Linked DNA regions of Homo sapiens: region 1 is linked to region 2. A link is an interaction called in ENCODE POLR2A ChIA-PET data of the cell type or tissue named here. Cell type or tissue: endothelial cell of umbilical vein. All regions are shown on one strand. Each heading gives the region's core, and the rest is flanking DNA. Links, peaks and the distances in the headings are about the cores only.

The links. Peaks named below come from ENCODE experiments on the same cell type or tissue, not always from the same donor. Only the 100,000 strongest peaks of a DNase experiment are listed, where the experiment ranks them.
Region 1: POLR2A ChIA-PET joins it to region 2 with 5 read pairs; 2 of 35 experiments call an interaction of 5 or more read pairs at or near these places.

What each region holds. Positions count from the first base shown.
Region 1 is chr2:31,338,507-31,343,887 of GRCh38, forward strand. It overlaps XDH (xanthine dehydrogenase), which reads right to left. Exons shown (of 36, transcript NM_000379.4): 32 at 3,677-3,791; 33 at 2,823-2,888; 34 at 983-1,171. Among named protein-coding and RNA genes, the nearest start is that of XDH, 74 kb to the right of the region's middle. In endothelial cell of umbilical vein, for the core only: no CTCF peak of the experiment used is centred there; no DNase peak of the experiment used is centred there.
Region 2 is chr2:31,285,784-31,291,164 of GRCh38, forward strand. No RefSeq gene overlaps it. Among named protein-coding and RNA genes, the nearest start is that of EHD3, 54 kb to the left of the region's middle. In endothelial cell of umbilical vein, for the core only: no CTCF peak of the experiment used is centred there; DNase peaks (open chromatin) are centred at 608 and 2,088; H3K27ac peaks cover 591 bases.

The sequences.
Region 1 (5,381 bases), core at 270-5,269, 53 kb after region 2:
CAATATGTCCCAGCTTCCCCACCCACTATGGTAAAGTAAACCACGAGATGAGCAAATGGATGTTTCTTTGGTTACCAAGGATTAGTTGCCTTCCTTCTTCAAACTAGGATTATATGCATCAGCTAAATCAATTTTCAACCATTTTTTCATACTTACTGCAGATAAGGAAGAAATAGAAGACACAATCCTCCAGGCATCTGACCAAGTCTTTTTTTTTTTTTTTTTTTTTTTTTTTGAGACAGAGTCTCGCTCTGTCGCCCAGGCTGGGGTGCAATGGTCCAGTCACGGCTCACTGCAGCCTCTGCCTCCCAGGTTCAAAAGATTCTCGTGCCTAAGCCTCCTGAGTAGCTGGGATTACAGGCATGTCCCACCATGCCCAGCTAATTTTTTTTATTTTTAGTAGAGATGGGGTTTTGCCATGTTGCCCAGGCTGGTCTCGAACTTCTGAGCTCAGGCAATCCACCCACCTAGGCCTCCCAAAGTGCTAGGATTACAGGCATGAGCCACCGCACCCAGCCTGATCAAGTCTTAAGGTCGAGTATTGGCAACTGAAGGAGGTAAAAGGGTGTGTACAAAGGTGCTATCCCATTGGCAGTGAATGTGCTGATTGTCATTGGACCATACTAATGCTGTACCTGTAAAATCATCTCTTAGGATCAAGCACCAGTGACGTACGCCTGAGATATGGGTGTGGGCCAGGATTTAAATGAGAAGATTTGATGAAGGAATCCCTCTAAATTCACCCAAAGAAGTGGGCTTCAGACCATACTAAGGTGCTCTCCTCAACCCAATTTAACTGGTTCTCAAGCAGGACTGCCCAACTATCCCACTGCCCCTACCAAGGTCAGTGTCAAACCATCTTCCCTCCTCAAGATATGCCCTTTGAAGTCCCACCAGGTGGGTCACTGAGGCCTCTCATCACCCGCTGGGGCCTCCCCCAGGGCAGATCAGAAGAGACAGCACAGAGCCAGAGCAATGGTACCTTCGATGCATAGATGGCCTTCTTGTTGGGGCAGTCGCGGAGCAGGGACACCCTGAACTCAATGGGGATGCTGCCAAATGCCGGGATCTTGTAGGTGCTAGGGCCACGGGTGTGCAGGCTCCCCTCGGGGGAATAGTGTAGCTCCTCTAGGGTGAAGAGGCCAAGGCCCTGGACAAATGCCCCTTCCACCTGCAGGATGGATGGAGAGCACAGTTAGCCTGCCACCTTCTTCCCTGAGGACAGATACCACTTGCCACAATGGACACAAAGCGCCAACTGCAGCGCGGCCTGGAATGTAGCTAAAACTGCCCTCTATTGCTTACCTGGCTCCCGCCTCAGCCCTGGGATAACCCATCCGGACTTCTGCCAGGCTTTGGCTCAGGCAGAGCAAAGACATTAACACGGAAGGTCAGTGATTCTAGGTGGGCATGTTTCCCACTACAACCTGCCGCAGTGCAGATGGAGATGTTCCTTCCATGTTGCTACTGGGGAAATGGTGAGCCAAAGCTAAGAAGCAAGCTCACAGGAGGATTTATTCGATAGTAGATTCTTTGAGACTTACCTCCAGCCTTTTTGAACGCCCACCCCTGCCTGTCCTCTGGGAGAAAGTGCCCCCACTGCAGTTCAGCTTACAGGTCTCTCCTAGGGTAACTGCCATGATAGACAGGCCCACACATCTGCTCTCTCAGCCCCCTGCTCAGAAGCGTGACATGGGGCACTACCATACCTCAACGAGCATTCAGAAAAGAAACCGACTGGCAATCATCTTTGGGTCTGCAGTACTGGCTTGGTGCCTGGCCACAGTAGGGGACCATAAATGGTTGTTCAATGAATTAATGAACAGATTGACTAATGGCCAGATTTTCGTATACTCAGTAGTTGTCCATTTTTTAGAAGTACAATTTGTATTTTCTACCAGATGCTCAGTCTTGAATTCTTGATTCCTCCTCTGTTTTTTCCTATCTCACCTATTCTTTATTTTATTTTATTTATTTTTTTGAGACTGAGTCTTGCTCTATCGCCCAGGCTGGAGTACAGTGGTGGGATCTTGGCTCCCTGCAAACTCCACCTCCCAGGTTCAAGCAATTCTCCTACCTCAGCCTCCTGAGTAGCTGGGATTACAGGTGCATGCCACCACACCCAGCTAATTTTTGTATTTTTAATAGAGACGGAGTTTCGCCATGTTGTCCAAGCTGGTCTCGAACTCCTGATCTCAGGTGATCTGCCTGCCTCGGCCTCCCAGAGTGCTGGGATTACAGGTGTGAGCCACAGGTCCCAGCCCTATTTCACCTATTCTTCATAGTAATCCCATATTCTCCTAAAGCGATTTTCTCTGGGACCTCCCTTTACTACTTCTGCTTAAGCCTTTGTGTTTTGCTCCCAGGGCCTTCCACCACTCCATGTTTGGCAGCATCTGCTTCCTGGGGTACAAAAGCTGTCCTAGGTGGAGGAGGAATGAGAAGACAGAAAACTCTTCTGACCTCAGACCCCACTGTCTGGGCATTGATCCCAAACTCAATCCCCATTCTACGTTGTGCTCACACTCAAATTGGGTGTGTGTGCATGTTCACATGTGCATGCCATGTTTCCTCATTTCTCATCTTGTTTTTGAGTTGTGAGTGCCCTTCCCAAGTTGACCCATATTAATTTGCTTTCTGCCTTGAGGGTTGGTTGGACTATCACCAATCTAAATTCTACTTTGGGGGAAACTCCCTAGGTTCCATGTTTCAGCCTGTTTGAAGACAACCTTGGACAACATGTTGTGGCAGGTGGCCCCAGGAGGGGAATGGGGTGCATCGGTGGCCAAGTCTGTCACCACCCTGGTCCCACTGAGCCTCACCTGTCCAATATCAATGGCAGGGTTTAGACTGGAGCCAACATCCATGACAATATCTGTGCGGAGGTTCTAGAGTAGACAGCAAAATTACAAGAAGTTAGAGGAGGAAAAGATGTTTGGAATATGACAGATGACTCATAGTGACCCTCAGACTACAAGTGCCAACCAAAGAGTACGTTCCCAAGCAGAAAGCCCTGGGTGTGCTCAGGCAGAAGTGTTGATGTTCCCACCAAATCTCTGCTGCCACCATCCCCGCTGGAGTCTGAGTTTGTAGCAGCCGGGTAGGAAGTGGGGAGCAGCAATGATCTCTCAGTAACTGGGAATAACACACATTCATACGTGAGTAGTCAGATAGGGTCCCAGAAACCTGGGGCTTTGAATCTGAGTCTGGGTAGATCATGTACAAAAGAGTCAATATACTACGTTCCATGGGCTAAATCCAACTTGCCCCTGTTTTCGTGGGGCCTGTAGGCTAATAATTACATTATTAAATAACTGGAAAAATAAAAAGAAGAATATTTTGTGACAAGTAAAAATTGTATGAGATTCAATTCAAATTCAAATTTCAGTGTCTATAAATCATATTTTATTGGAACAGAGTCACACTTATCTGTTTACAAGCTGTCTATGACTGCTGTCACACTTCAATGGTAGAGTTCAGTAGCTGAGGCAGAGACTGTATGGCCCACGAAGTCTAAAACACTTACTCTGTGGCCCTTTATAGGATGTTTGCCTATCCTTAATGGAAGGCATTATTTTTCCAACCAGAAATCTTGTCTCTATCAGCTCTAGGTATTACAACTCAGTTGTTTCTCTTCTCTTTCCCACTAAGTACTAAAGTTTTGCAAACTTCTTACCTTATGATCTCCTGTTAGGCAGTCGATTTCTACTTCAGAGCAAGCCACCCCATAGCTGAAGTAGTGGAAGGGGTTCCCTGAGTTAGTCTCAAAGCTGTAGCCCAGATTGGGTGTTCTGGGAGAGGAAAGAGAAGGTACTGCACATGTATTAACATGAACACACCCCCTTCCCTATGCACGTACAGCTTGACCCACAACATCTTTAAACCCCACAAGTTTTTGCATTCAGCTGTTCTCCAAAAAAGTCCATGGTTTGAACAATTTGAACCTGTTAACGAAACCCAGATATTCCAGAACATTTTGTCTCTGGGCCCTCCTCTATTTTGCCAGTAGCCCTTCTGTACTCATTCTGTACAGCCTAGCAGTGTTTAGTACCATGCTAGCCTCTGCACAGTAGAAAGAGAGGTAACAGATCCATCTGGGCTCACGAAGGACATGAAAGTCACACTCCAAAGGATGTACTGAATTAGAATCCAAGGTCTTCAGGACTGAAGGTTCTGCCTGTGGTGGCTCTTAGACTGTTCACACAGTTCTCCTGCTTACCTTCTCAAGGTGAGAAAGTTAATAAGATCAGCATCTCATGCTAACCTGGGTGCATCTTTAAGCGGCCACTCCCCACCTGCTGGTCCCTTTGAAAGTTCAACAAATGATTTGAGGGAAATGATACGAATAGAAACAAATGCTCCCTTATACATTTTTAAAATTTTCAATCTGGAGTACCTTATACAATTCCACTTTTGCCTGAGTCATATAAATATATGTGTATATCTATGCATTTGTGCATGTGTATTCACACACCTAGAGTTTACAGTACACTGACTCTGTGTTATTCTATACACTACACAGGAATAACATGAGCTGATATGACCAGATCTGCACAAAAACAAAACCAATATGGGGCTGAGGGAAAAGGCTTCTCCCAGAAAAAACCACCACCAATTCCTTTGACCTCTGCTTTCACCATGCTCCTCTGCTTTGACCTTTATAAAACCTTAGTTTCATGAACTCCAGAAATGTAATAGGAATTTATGAGAAAATGTGTTTATGTATGTGTAGGTCAGATATTAAAAACCTAGAAAGCATTGGCAAAACATTTCTTCACCATATATATATATATATATATATATATATATATATATATATATGCATGTTTATACATATATATGCCTTATACATATATATTCAATGTAATATCTATACATATATATGAGCCACATATATGTTCATATATGGCATAGAAATGTTTTTTTGTGTATATATGTTTATACATATATGCCTTATACATATATGTATAATACATATATATGCCTTATATACTTATATATATGTATATAAAGCATACATATATGTATAAGGCATATATATATGCCTTATATAAGGCATATATATATTCAGTGTAATATCTATACATATATTAGCCATATGTATGTTCATATATATGGCATAGAAATGTTTTGTGTGTGTACATATGTTTATACAGATATATGTCTTATACATATATGTATAAGGCATATATATTCAGTGTAATATCTATACATATATATTAGCCATATATATGTTCATATATAGGGCATATAAATGTTTTTTGTGTGTATATATGTTTATGCCTTATATGTATAAACATATATATGCCTAACATATATATGTTCATATATATATTCATATACATACGGAAAATAAATGTTTCATACAAAGAAATGTTTAT
Region 2 (5,381 bases), core at 100-5,099:
AAGTGAGAGGATTGTTTGAGCCCAGAAGTCTGAGGTTACAGTATGCTGTGGTCATGCCATTGCACTCCAGCCTGGGCAGCAGAGTGAGGCCCTGCAAGTTAACAATGAGTTAACATAAATATTTCTTGGATGGATGAATAAATGAATGAATGAATATGGGATTGCTCAGGTCAGTCAGACCTGTGGAGAACCTTAATATCAGTCAGGGCTAACAATGTGGGTATAAAAATCAGGCCAAGAAGTCACAAGTTCAAGAGCCCATGGTGGTGGAAATTTGAAGTGACTCAGTCAGCAGGCATGAAGAGAGGCAAAGTGTCGGGGTACCAGGTATGAAGCACCAGCCATAGAGGAGGCTTGACAATGGAGAAAACACCATCGCCAGTGACAAACCTCTTGAATAGGAAGGAAAGGCCAGGGTGAAGGGGCATGGTAAGCATCCTAGAATCACATACACAGGGGTTGTTGGCACCAGAAGAGGATACATGAACCATTTTGTCTGAAGATTCAAACTCAAATGGAAACAAGTGAAGTAGATGGCTCTAAGCCAACAAGCCACGCTGGACTGGTAGAACAGGAGATCGCATGCCCTGGTAGATAAAGGCATTCAAAAATCAGCTACAGACAAAATCTTTTGCCAGCCAAATAAAATAAAGATGAAGAAACCGGTTCAGAAGTACAAGTGCCTGCCAGTTAATGACAGCCCTGTTATTGGAAGCTAGGTCTTCTGACTCCTAAGCAAGACATTGTCAAGACAATGAGGGAGGAAGCAGGGTTTGTGGAGGAGCCAGCTCCAACACAGATCGGCCCTTGAGCCTCAGAGGTGGGCCTCTGAGCACTTTCAGAACCAGCTTTGTTCTAATGCAGATTCCAAAGAAAGGAATCTTTTTTTTTTTTTTTTTTTTTTTGAGACAGAGTTTCACTCTTGTTGCCCAGGCTGGAGTGCAATGGCGCTACCTCGGCTCACTGCAACCTCCACCTCTGGGGTTCAAGTGATTTCCTGCCTCAGCCTCCCTAGTACTTGGGATTACAGCTTTTTTTTTTTTTTTTTTTTTTGTATTTTTAGTAGAGACGGGGTTTCACTACATTGATCAGGCTGGTCTCGAACCCCTGACTTCAGGCAATCCACATGCCTCGGCCTCCCAAAGGGCTGAGATTACAGACGTGAGCCACCGCGCCTGGCTAGGAATCTTATAAAAAGGAATGGGAGATGAAAGCCCAAAGTCGTGGAACCAACAGAAGGATGTAACTCCCAATAGGTAATTAGAAAGAGAGAGACAGAGAGAAAGAGAGAGACTAGCTCTCAGTGACACCCAACAATCAGTCCCTCAGCATTTTTGTGAAATTTGTCATCTCCGGTGTGGTGAACACTAGAAATAATCAGAAGACCACATGGGAACAGGAACAAGGAGGCCTAGCCACAGGACACTGCAGCCAACAGATCCCACACCTTCATCCTTTCATCCAGAATCTGTTTCTCAAGTGCCTGCTGTATTCCACGCACTCTGCCTGGTGTTGGGGACACAAAGGGGAGCAAAGCTGGCCTGGCCTGGGCCTCAGGGTCACTCAGAGTCTAACGAAAACACATTTCCTCTGGGCTCCACCCTTTAGTCCTTATGTGACTTTGACCGGGTTGCTTAACTTCAGTGAGCTTCAGTTTCCACATCTGTGAGATGGAGAAAATAATACCTGTAGGGAGAGAACATAACATGACCTACATAAAGTGTCTATCACAACAGCTTCTCCTCTATGTTCTATTACCTAGGATTTCACATAAAGTAACACATTCTAAAGAATGAAGCTTTTCAAACCTGAAATGGAACATCTTAACTTCGCCTGAATTTGCTACTCCTTATTCCAGGACAAGACAAAAACAGGACCATAACTTATGAGTGGAGACAATGAATATGTTATCAATAGAAATGTACATTTCAAGATAATGCAAATCCTGCTTCCCAGGGTCCAGCATATGCCTCCCTCTCTCACCCCGTGGGCCAAGGAAGGGCTGGCGCCATCTTGGACCATAAATCATTGCAGAACAGTTCCTGGAGGGCACAAACCCCCAGGGCAGAACCTTCCACACAGCTAAAGAATTTCCTGCCAAAACAGATAAGAATTTCCTGTTTTGCTTTTCATTATTACTTTAAATAATCCCATTCAGAGTCTTGAAGGAGGATGGTGAGCAGCAGGGGCTGGAAGGAATGTCAACATCTTTTCTAGATTAACTCAGGATGATAGTAGTGGCTTTGGAAATGGCTAGTTGAGATCTGGTCAGAATACACAAAATGACTGTTGGAAACTGAGTCCTCTCCAGAAGGAACAGTTGATGCCAGCCTAGTTATTCTACAGACCCTAAGCCTCAGGGGAGGGGGATTCCCATACCCGTCCAGTGGAGACAGGTCCTTCAGTCACCCACAGCAGGGACTTGGAGTCAGAGCTGACTCCTCCTTTTGGCTCTTCTCCCTGTCTCTCAGAAGCCATCAGCCTCAGCATGGAGAATAGGAGACCCAAAAATGACCCTTTAGAGAGATGAACAGCTGATGAGCCCGGTCTCCTTTGTTTGGCACTGTACTTTACCCATGCCTTTGACCATGATTCTAGCCCAGAGTGTCCTCTTGCCATGGCCTTAGAGTTCAGGAGGGAGCACCACAGGCTCTCCATCTACTAGAGGGGCAGAGATACCCTTTCCTTTCCCAAGAAGTCTCCCTTAGAAAAACGCATGCCAAGGCAGTTCCAGGCAACTCCCAAACAAATCACCCCTGCTCCTTTGGGATGCTAAGACCACTGTGTGTATCTTTGCATGCTCAGAAAACACAGGCTGGACAACTCAAAGATCCTCTCATAGTCTTGTTCCTGAACTAAACTGAGGGTCAGGCTGCTTATTCTAATAAGCTGCTTATTCATTATTTTTCTAATACTAACGAGATACACATGAACTGGGAGAAAAGGGAGTTTTTATTTCTGTAACTGGTTGTAGGAAGAAGGCCCAGAAATTCTCCCCAGACTAACTCAAAATTATAAAGTTTTCCAGAGCTTATATACCTTCTAAGTTATATGTCTAGGTGTAAGTGCGCATTCATCTAAAGACATAAGTGATTAAATTCTTTTAATATGTAACTGAGGTCTGAGTCTCGAAGACCTTTCTCTGGAGCCTCAGTAAATATACTTAATCTAAATAGGTCCAGGACTTGTCTCCTGCTAAATCATGGAGGTTTGGGGAGTTCCTTCAGACCCCCATAAATTTGTTTGTGGAGGCCTGGGGAGTTTCTTCAGACCCCCCAAAAAACTTGTCTAATTCTAAGAGGGCTCTGTTAAGAACTCCTTCATTATCTTGTCATCCTTCAAGGCCCAGGAAAGGCCTAGGCAAAATTCTTGGTGGGCTTTTGTTACATTCTAGCCTTTGTAATAGGGCACTGGCGCTTTCAGATTTTAATATTTAACTTAACCACTCAGTCAGTGCTGAAACAGTTGTTATGGAGGCCTGCCTTAGTGAGACCTGGCCTACCACAGTCTCCCTAGTGGTTTTGGGGACGCTGGCTTGAATTTCATATCCAGAAGGACTGCTTCAACCCAACTACACACTCCAGCAATCCATTCTCCTCTTCTCCACCCTCCCATGAAGAGAGGAGGGAATGAAGAAACTCAATGGTCACCTTTAGAACTCAGCACTCCTCCCCACACCCCTCATCTCAAACCAGCTCCCCATCCTGACTCCCTGCTTTCTGCAGATAGCACCCCTTTTTTCCAGGCATGCGGACTCAAATCTTCCAGCTTGTCTTCATTCTTCCCTCCTCCTCTTTAGATACCATCAACTGGTCACCAAATTCAGGCCACATGTCAAAGGCACCAAGACCTGTGCTAGGTTCTTTCCCATGTAGTTACTCTTGCATTTGTTCTATTTCCCCTGCTGCACCTGCCCTAAAATAAAGCATCAGGCCTTGAAGCCTTGTCACCTCTCCCCAAAGGATAGCAGTGGCCTCCTGGTCTGCATACTCCTTTGTACTCTCCTCACCTCATCTCTACAGCTGCTGGTGCCATCCCACACACTGCTTGATAAGCTCACAAACCAGCTCAGAAATTTCAGGGCCTGGTCAGGTGCGGTGGCTCAGGCTTGTAATCCCAATGCTTTTGGAGGCTGAGGCAGGCGGACAACTTGAGCTCAGAAATTTGAGTCAAGCCTGGGCGACATTGTGAAACCCCGTCTCTACTAAAAGTACAAAAATTAGCCGGGCATGGTGGTGCACACCTGTAGTTCCAGCTACTTGGGAGGCTGAGGCAGGAGAATCACTTGAACCTGGCGGGCAGAGGTTACAGTGAGCCGAGATCAGTTACTGGACTCCAGCCTGGATGACAGAGGGAGACTCCGTCTCAAAAAAAAAAAAAAAAAAAAAAATTCAGGGCCTAGCAAATGCAAATAAGCTAAACACCCCTTCAAGGCCTTTGATTGCCTTTAAGGCCCTGCATGACCTGGTGTCAGATGTCTCGCTTCTTATTCTCCCCTAGTGCACTTGTACTTCAGCGCATCTAGGCACTAGGCAGTTCCCCATTAAGTTTGCATTCTTGACGTTTGTGGCACTTCTGCTTCTGCTCCTGCCACCCCTTCTAGATTCAGTGTTTTCTGATCTCCACCTCTCAGAGTGGAGCCTTTATGAAGTCTTTCCATGAAGTTCACTGGGGCAAGTGTCTCCCACCACCCCCACCCCCACCCTCACTGATCCACATAGCTCTTTGCACCATATGGGAGGCAGGATTGTTGTCAATTATTTCTAGGGTCTTCTGGGTGCATGGTAGATGACCTCGTGACTTGCTTTGGTCAACAAAATATATGTGGAAGTGACACATGTCATTTCTGGCCAAAAGCTTTAAAGGCCAGTATACACTTTATTATATTTTCTTCCGCATGAAATACATGATGGAAGCTGAGCTTCCATCAGCCTGGGTCCTGCCAACCCACAGGATCATAGGATGTGAATGAAAAAGAGGCCTTTGCCCTGTTGGCTGGAACTGCCATCTTCCAGTAATTTGCCAAAATAATGAACACAAAGGGAAAGAAGAGAGGCACCCGACACATGTTCTCTAGGTCTTTTAGAAAACAGAGCTGTTGGCTGGGTGTGGTAGCTCATGCCTGCAATTCCAGCACTTTGGGAGGCCTAGGTGGGCGAATCACCTGAGGTGGAGAGTTTGAGGCTAGCCTGACCAACATGGAGAAACCCCGTCTCTACTAAAAATACAAAATTAGCTGGGCGTGGTGGCGCATGCCTGCATGCCTGTAATCCCAGCTACTCGGGAGGCTGAGGCAGGAAAATCACTTGAACCCGGTAGATGGAGGTTGCGGTGAGCCAAGATCACACCATTGCACTCCAGCCTGGGCAACAAGAGTGAAA